Regions from separate parts of the Homo sapiens genome. Here region 1 is linked to region 2. Evidence: chromatin contacts called from ENCODE Hi-C or POLR2A ChIA-PET data. All regions are on one chromosome and are shown on one strand. The core of a region is the stretch at or near the end of the contact, and the rest is flanking DNA. Distances in the headings are between cores, read along the strand shown.

Region 1 (4,469 bases), core at 1,732-4,231, 250 kb after region 2:
TAAACAAGTCCTCACTTCCCTTTTCCCCCAGCCTCTGGCAACCACCATTGTATTTTCATCTCTATTAATTTGATGACTCCAGGTACCTCATATAAGGGGAATCATACAGTATTTTTCTTTCTGTGACTGCCTTATTTCACTTAGCATAATGTCCTGAAGGTTTATGTTGTTGTAGCATGTGTCAGAATTTCTTTTTATTAAAGCTGAATAATAATCCATTGTATGGATAGACCACATTTTGTTTCTGTTGGTAGACACTAGGGTTGCATCCACCTCTTGGCTATTGTGAATTATGCTGCTGTGAACATGGGTGTGCAAATATCTCTTTGAGATCTTGCTTTCAATTCTTTTGGATATAGAAGTAAAAGTGGGATTGCTGGATAATATGGCAATTCTGTTTTCATTTTTTGAGAAACATCCATGCCGTTTCTGGTAGGCACTGTACCATTTTGTCTCCTTTATGAGGCACAAGTGTTTCAGTGGTTAGTTCAACTCATCATTTTCTTTAAATAAAATTTAAATAAATGTTGCCTAACTGAACCCCCTTTTCTATGCCCCATGGAAAATGCAATCCCCTGCTCGAAATGTCTGTCTTGAAGACTTTTATTGTCATGTTTGCATCAATTTCTTCTCTTATTGTTTTCCTCTATTTTCTCTTTTTTCTGGGAGTATTTCTCAATTTTTATTCTTATATTACTAGTCAATTGTAAATCACCTGCCACCAGCTAACTTAAATTTAACAATGTTTTTTATTTCCTTGAAGTCTCTTTCTCCTGACCTGCTTGCTTTTTAGTAAGACAAATAGATTGAGAAAAGAAATGCTTTCTTAAAAAATGAGATTCTGAAAACCCTGACCACTTAGCTCGTGGATTAAAAAAAATCTTTTTCTCAGCATTTAGATGAGATTTTGTATCTTATTGCTGTTGCCAGATAACTTTGCTTTTTCTTTGAGTCTCCATGTCTTACATGCAGTTTATGAGAGACATTTTTCATCCAATCTGCTCACACTGCCATCTGAACAGAATGATGTTTCTTGCTTTTAAGATATAAAAGAAGACGATAGAGTTGTCTTGTTTTAGAACTATTTTAAAATATCCTAAAGAAAGTTTGAAATACTAAATGGAACATCAAAACTTTGAGTTCATTTATTGCTGCATAATGACAGTTTGGTGGTTTAAAATGATGATTTATTCTCCCCACCCTGTTGGTTGCCTAGGCTGAGCTAGGCAGTTCTTCTCCTCCACACTGTTGGTTGTGGCCACTCCTGGGGTTGCATTCAGCTGGGAGCTTATCTGCAGCCAGGATCTCCAAGATGGCTTCACTCAAAGACTGGTACCACAGCTGGTGTATCTGGGACTGGCTGAGCCTCTCTTTCCAGCAGAGGAGACAAACTCTCCACATGGTGATTCAGGGCTCCAAGAGGGAAAGCAGAAGCTGACAGGCCTCTTCTACCATATTGTGCTGCCAAAGCAAGTCACAAGACCACCTTATATTCAAGGGAAGGGAAAATAAACTCCAGGTCTTGATGGCAAAGGCAGACTACTTGGCAGCCATATTTGCAGGGAATATACCAAAACTTAATATAAATTCCTTTAATTTTCTCCAGGAAAATCAGATATTGAAATTTTACATATGTTATTTATTGTGCCATAGTGATAGTGAGGGTAAATAATGAAATGTCTAGTGTATTAGTCAGCAGATATTTTCTGTCAAGGGCCAGGTAGTAAATATTTTAGGCTTTGTGGGCCATAAAGTCTCTGTTGCAACCACTCAACCTCTGCCATTGTAGTGTAATAGCAGCCAGAGGTAATACATAAATGAATGGGCGTGGCTATGTTCTAATATAACTTTATTTACAAAAACAAACAAAAAAACAACAGAAAAACAGGTGGCAGGCAGGATTTGTCCTGTGGATTTTATTTTTCTGACCTCTGGTCTAAATAAATAGTGTTTTTCCTGCATTCTAAATAGATTTAAAATGAATTATGAGGCCAGGAGCAGTGGCTGATACCTGTAATCCCAACACTTTGGGAGGCCAAGGTAGGTGGATCGCCTGGGCAACATGGAGAGACCCTGTCTCTACAAAAAAAAATCCAAAAATTAGCCAGTTATGGTGATGCACGCCTGTGGTCCCAGCTGCTTGGAAGGCTGAGGTGGGAGGATTGCTTGAGCCTGGGAGGCAGAGGTTGCAGTGAGCTGAGATTGTGCCACTGTACTCCAGCCTGGGTGACAGAGTGAGACCCTGTCTCAAAAAATAAAAATAAAAAATAAAGTAAAATGAATTATGTAGGAATGAAATCTCTGATTCTAATAATACCCACATAAAGTATCTGAAACTAACTGAAGTTAATACAAAAATGATCACATAGTGAGCTTGTATTTGTTATTTTCGTATCATCTGCATCATCCCCTACTAATAGCATCAAGCACCATGTATTGAATCTGTTTATTACTTGAGGGTACACATGGAGGCACAACATTTTTCCTTACTTAATTACCATTGCTTTTTAGATTCCATAAAATCATTTAATGTCCTGGGAAAAAGGATATTTGATAACGTGAAATGCTATTTGGTAAGCAAAAGACAAACAGTGGGATAGTTGCTATTTGCAGAACACATTTACTAGCTTTATGTTCCCATGACACCAAATATTTGAGTTCTTGGGTTCTGAATAATGAATCAAAAGGAAAGTTATGACTTCAAAACCCTCTTGACCACTTTTTAGTAGTTAGTACTTTTTTTAACTTCTGCACTTTTCAGCAAACTCTTAACATCTCTTATTTCATTGGTGATACTTTGGTGCTTTATGAGGTCACATTTTATTTTTTCCTTGCAAATGAGACACCAGCATAGAAATACTTCTCATCTTGCTGCCCTCTGGGCTTTGTTTTTCTCTAATGTTGAATGACAGATACTAACAGTCTGTAAGAGCTAGTGTGAAAATGCTGCCTTTTGTGGTTGTGTCGTCATATTTTCCAGCCTGCCACCCGGGCCAGGCTGTCACCACGCACCTGCAGAGTGAAGGAGTTTCAGGCACGGTTCCAGGCCTCTGCTTCCTGAGATGGTGCAGCAGAGGTTTGGAGGGAGGTGCGTGGCCCAGTGTGCTCCCCGGGGGAAATTGTGAGAAAAACCCACGTCTCTCTGGAGAGTTGCTTTTACAAAGTACCTATTTGGTAAGTGTGAAGGGACTTGATTAACTTCTCTTGTGTATCCTTGTCCATATAGCTCATGTGTTAAAATAGCTCTGGGCATTCAGTGTTCATTGCTTCACACAGACAACATGTGAACTGCTTTAGACTGAAAATTTATACATCACTAGAATAGCAGTTGTTGCCTGAGCTCCTCCTACTCCTGCCATAGAAGTTATCTCAGCTCCTCTGCCTGACATGAGTCTGTTGAGGCTCAGAAAGCAATACCCCAAGACTCATGCTTTGACATGCAGAGAGGCGTCAGAATCAAGGTCCCTCTTACCTTGTCTTGTCTCCCCCTGCCTCCCTCTTGTCCCCCAAGCTCTGGGAGGGACTGTCTCTGGAATTTCCTTATCTCACTAAGAAAGCATCTTTCCAAAAGAAATGTAATTGTCTTAAACCGCCTCCCTAGGGATCTCATCAAATATCTAGGAAAGATCAACCATCTATGAAGATAAAAAACTGGGAGTTAGCACCAGACCCAGACAGACTTTTCATCTATTCTTCTGAGGGCAGCTCAGAAAGATGACCTGGAAGACTCCATCTGCATAATAAGACAACCTTTCTTCCTGTGCACCTCCACCTCTCACCTTTCTTAGTGTCTGTTTCTCACCTCCACCGTCCATTTATTCTCCCTAATGGTTTACTGCCCCCGAAAATAATTGTCTAAATTCCCCGATGATATGTAATCATGTTTCTTGATCCCAAATGTCTCAAAATGGTGTCACTTATGACAAATGGCTCAGCCTACAGTGAAATTGCTGACCCCTCAGAGTGATAAGCATATGTATAGAAGATGTCACCTGCTGTGGCCAGGCACTGCTGAGACCTGACAAGCGAGTGAAGCCAAAAGGTGGCTGAGATCATGGCCATGGAGGGCCATAAAAACCACAAAGAAACTGACCACGGTCAAGATGCCAGCAGAAGCTCTGCACGTGGCAACTCTGAGGCCTCTGTTCCATCGGCAGGGGCTGTAGGAAGGTCTGCTGGGAGAAGAGCAGTGACAGTGACACCCGCTCCAACCCCGACCTAGGAAAAAATAACAGGACCTGCTGGATTGTCAGTCAGCATGCTGGCCTCCTAAGATAATCAAGCTGTGACCCTCCTCTCTCTCTTACTAGTGCCCTTGTGTGTTGAATATATTTGCATGATTGTAGGCATGTGAAAGCCTCACAATAAACCATGGATTCATCAGCATTTAATTGGCCACCTACTCAGTGTGAAGCCTCCTGGCCTCAGTTAGCACAACGAGGCTGATTTGAACCTGATAGGAGAGCCAT
Region 2 (4,074 bases), core at 1,338-3,837:
CATGTGCCCACACTCAGTGAAATCTGATAATAAAAAGGGACTTTAAGACCTTAAATTATATTTTCTTTGATTTTCCTGGCCCTTTATGGCTGAGCACCTGTCTATAAAATGTATCTTTAGGAGAAGAGTAACTAACACAAGCTGTACCCCAAAAATTCAATTACTCACAGAGAAGACCCAGAATGGCTCTTTTCTTTATGCAGATTTCAGGAAGAACTCAATATTTTTATAATTTTTTTCTCAATTTAATAAAGAATTAACTCCTATAATGTGTACAATAAAAACCAAATACTGAATGTCTAAATGCTTCTAATTTTAAAAATATTAAGGTACTTCATTTTTAATTAATCATTTTCTCCATTTCTTAGATTCTGAACACTTATTTTTTCAGCATAGATTAATTGAAACTAATCCAGATGTTAGATTAATAAAGATCAAGATTTCTCAACCTTGGCACTATTGACATTTGGGGCCAGAAAACTTTTTATTGTGGGGACCACTGTGTGTGTGTGTGTGTGTGGTTTTTTTTTTTTTTTTTGAGACAGGGTATCGTTCTGTCACCCAGGCTGGAGTGCAGCTGCAGTGGCGTGATCTCAATTCACTGCAACCTCTGCCTCCTGGGTTCAAGGGATTCTCACGTCTCAGCCTCCCAAGTAGGTGGGACTACAGGTGTGTGCCACCACGCGTGGCTAATTTTTTTGTATTTTTAGTAGAGATGGTGTTTCTCCATATTGGCCAGGCTGGTCTGGAACTCCTGGCCTCAAGCAATCCACCCGCCTCGGCCTCCCAAAGTGATGGGATTACAGGCATGAGCCACTGTGCCTGGCCCACTGTGTGCCTTTTAAAATGTTCAACAGCATCCCTGGCCTCTACCCACTAGGTGTTACTATAGTAACATTCCCCAAGTTATGACAATCAAAAATGTCTCCAGACAATGCAATATCTTTCTTGGTTGAGAACCACTGCTATAGTTCTAACAATTTATCATTCAACTGTCTGAGAAATGAGCCATTGAGACAATTAATGCACCACCCTTCAAATGCAAATTGAGAGGACTTTGGAATATGACTGAACTTTCTTGACACCATCCCCATAACAGCTTTGTTTCATTACTGTGATTTCAACTTAAAATTGTTCCATGGATTTCAAGAAAGGTAATTTCCATGGCATTCTGCAGAGTTGCCTACCCTGCTGAATGACAGACCCGCTAACCATCCACATGGGCATAAACTCAGACACTCGAGAGTAAACAGCTTTTTCTCATCCTCTCAGGAGATGTTTCACAGAGACCCAGACCACAGCTCCCACTTCTGAACTAGCCTAAGCGATCCAACATCAGAAAATACCCACATTCAATAAATGTTAGTGGAGTGCCTAACTACGGCCTCCCACTGTTTTAGGAGGGGTTGGGAATAGAAAAAGGAATGTGACTTTATCCTCACTCTGGCAAAGGATACAGACCTCCAAATCGCCAGCCATTAAGCCTTTAGTTAAGTCTATAAACAGCTCTTTTGAACCTATTTAGAATGAAAATCAATAAGCTTAATGGAGATAACTAGCCAGAGGAGATTAATAAGCCCCTAATCTCATTGGTTATCCAGGGACAAAAAGTGAAACAAAACAAAACAAAACAAAACAAACCTCAGGCTGGGTACGGTGGCTCATGCCTGTAATCTCAGCACTTAGGGAGGCCGAGGTAGGCGGATCATGAGGTCAGGAGTTCAAGACCAGCCTGGCCAAGATGGTGAAACCCCGTCTGTACTAAAAATACAAAAATTAGCCAGGCATGGTGGCAGGCACCTGTAATCCCAGCTACTCAGGAGGCTGAGGCAGGAGAATCACTTGAACTCAGAAGGTGGAGGTTGCAGTGAGCCGAGATCACGCCACTGCACTCTAGCCTGGGTGACAGAGCAAGACTCTGTCAAAAAAGAAAAAAAGGAAAAGAAAAAAAAAAAAAAACCTCAACAAGTGCAATATTGAAAAGGTTTAAATAAGAAAAGTTACCATGAGGAGCAATACTTCAGCTTTACAGAGCAGCTAATAGGAGGAGGAGGGGGTCCCATGCTATAAGAAACCTCAAATTTCATTTGTTCGCCCAGATCTGGAATCCTCTTTTCAATAATCATGGCAAATGGTCACCTTTGGGGTAGAGAGCAGAGTTCCACAAGCAAAATTACCCATAGGACAGATAACTGTCTTTCCTTGGCCAAATAGCTGGTCATTTTGATGTCCCCCCAGCTTGAGAGAGTCTTAGATCCCTCTTTGGGATCTCCAAAGGTGACCAACTCCTACCCAGCAGCCACCAGTGGCTTTCATTGTTGAAGATGGCTTATTGGCACCAAGAAGGCTTGAGAGAATATGCAGAAAATTCTATAGAAGAACATAGTGTACTTCTGTAAAGAAGAACATGGTGAACCTTCAAATAAAGAAGGGACAAAGCAATCATAGGGCGTTGGAAGTAGTCCATAAGTGAGACTATTTAAACCAACTGATTTCTCTGGGCTGTAATTTAAGAACGGCATGGAAGTCATCTGTTACACTTACACAGACCAGGCCAGTGGGGAGCCAAACAGCTGCTGTGCACCAACCATGGCAGAAGAATTGCATTTTGTGGCCCAGTACAGCACAGCTGTGAGCAGCTTGAAAACAGCGTCCAGCTGTACTTGTCTCCTGAGTGCCTGCATGGGGCTCCACAGGCACGCAAATGTTTCTAAATGTAAGTTTTGTTATTATTCAGGTATAGTGGGGCTAACAGATCAGTAGACAATTGCCTTTGGGAAAACAGCTTGTTACACACAGTTCCCAAGAGGAGAGGCATGCCACACCACATAGGGCCACATGGGGAAGCACCAGGGCTGGTCAGGGGAAAGAGGAAGCAAGGAGAAAACATGGGCAAGAGCCTTTATTGTGGTTTGTGTGGAAAGGAATGGGTGAGGCAGGGCTAGCAGGCTTAGGATTGGCTAGCTTGAATAATTTAAGTGGACTCTGGGGTGTAGGGTCCATCTCTAGTGTCTGGTACCTGGCCTGGGGTGATTAGGGCAAGGGTTTGAGAGCCCTGTGAGAGCCCAATAAATGAGGTGGTTGGGGTATGGGCTCTGGATTGGTTGGTCCACATAGGAAAGGTATAATTCCAAGTGAGTTGTTTACCATCCCTAGGAATTAGCTAGCTCTCCCAGGGGAGGGGCAGTCCCTTCAGGATCAGCAAGGCTCTGGATATCAAATGATCAGAAATATAGAAATTAAAAAGGCTTAATTAATCCAGCAGTTAACATAGCACTCACCACTCCATCACAGGATTAACCATTCAGAGGTCTTCCCCACAAAACTGCTTGGCTTCTTACTTGTCTTTGTTGCCCAAGACTGAGCACATTTACTGATTGCTCAATAAATGTGAAATCCTAGAGCCACCACTACTAGCTGCATACCTTAGGCAAGTTACTTATCTATGCCTCAATTTCCTTATCTGTGAAATGGGGATAATAGTAATAATAACAACTACATAGGATTGATATGAGGATAACATTGATTAATATTTTTAAAATCACTGCAAACACTGTATAAGCGTTTGGTTTCAAAATGTCAGTTGAACTGGACTGAAAGCATATAACATCACATACTGAAATACAAATGCAGAGCTTTTTGTGAATGATTTCTATCTTCTAAGGTTGTGTTTGTGTTTTTCCTTACTTAGATTTAGACTGTGCATTTGGTTTTCTACAGCTGTAAATAATGGTTAGGCAAAGCCCTACTTTTTTTTTTTTTTTTTCTCACTCCCAAGAGGAGAAGACAACTCTGGTTAAATAAATCCTATTTCTCTCAGCTCATTCACTGGAAGACAATTAAATCTTAAGATTTCCAGCTGGGTGCAGTGGCTCACACCTGTAATCCCAGCACTTTGGGAGGCCAGCTGAGGTGGGCAGATCACCTGAGGTCAGGGGTTTGAAAACAGCCTGACCAACATGGTGAAACCCCATCTCTACAAAAAATTCAAAACAATTAGCCAGGTGTGGTGGTGGGTGCCTGTAATCCCAGCTACTCCGGAGGCTGAGGCAGGAGAATTGCTTGAACTCGGGT

The links. A loop is a pair of places that touch in the nucleus more often than their neighbours do. ChIA-PET counts read pairs that join two places held with the same protein, here RNA polymerase II (POLR2A). Pooled maps may share reads with other maps.
Region 1: a loop to region 2 is called in a map with no recorded cell type, with 5 times the contacts of the local background. The contact joins two enhancer-like sites. A Hi-C loop is called at or near these places in 2 of 37 single-sample maps with no recorded cell type and 7 of 50 pooled maps. POLR2A ChIA-PET finds 5 or more read pairs at or near these places in 3 of 52 experiments (A549, Caco-2 and activated T-cell).

The regions. Positions count from the first base shown.
Region 1 is chrX:11,789,995-11,794,463 of GRCh38, forward strand. No RefSeq gene overlaps it. Among named protein-coding and RNA genes, the nearest start is that of MSL3, 34 kb to the left of the region's middle. Within about 2 kb of position 2,982, at least 5 of the 41 ENCODE cell types and tissues checked have a DNase peak (open chromatin) inside an H3K27ac peak, as active enhancers do.
Region 2 is chrX:11,538,329-11,542,402 of GRCh38, forward strand. All of the region lies in intron 1 of ARHGAP6 (Rho GTPase activating protein 6), which reads right to left. Among named protein-coding and RNA genes, the nearest start is that of ARHGAP6, 130 kb to the right of the region's middle. Within about 2 kb of position 2,588, at least 2 of the 41 ENCODE cell types and tissues checked have a DNase peak (open chromatin) inside an H3K27ac peak, as active enhancers do.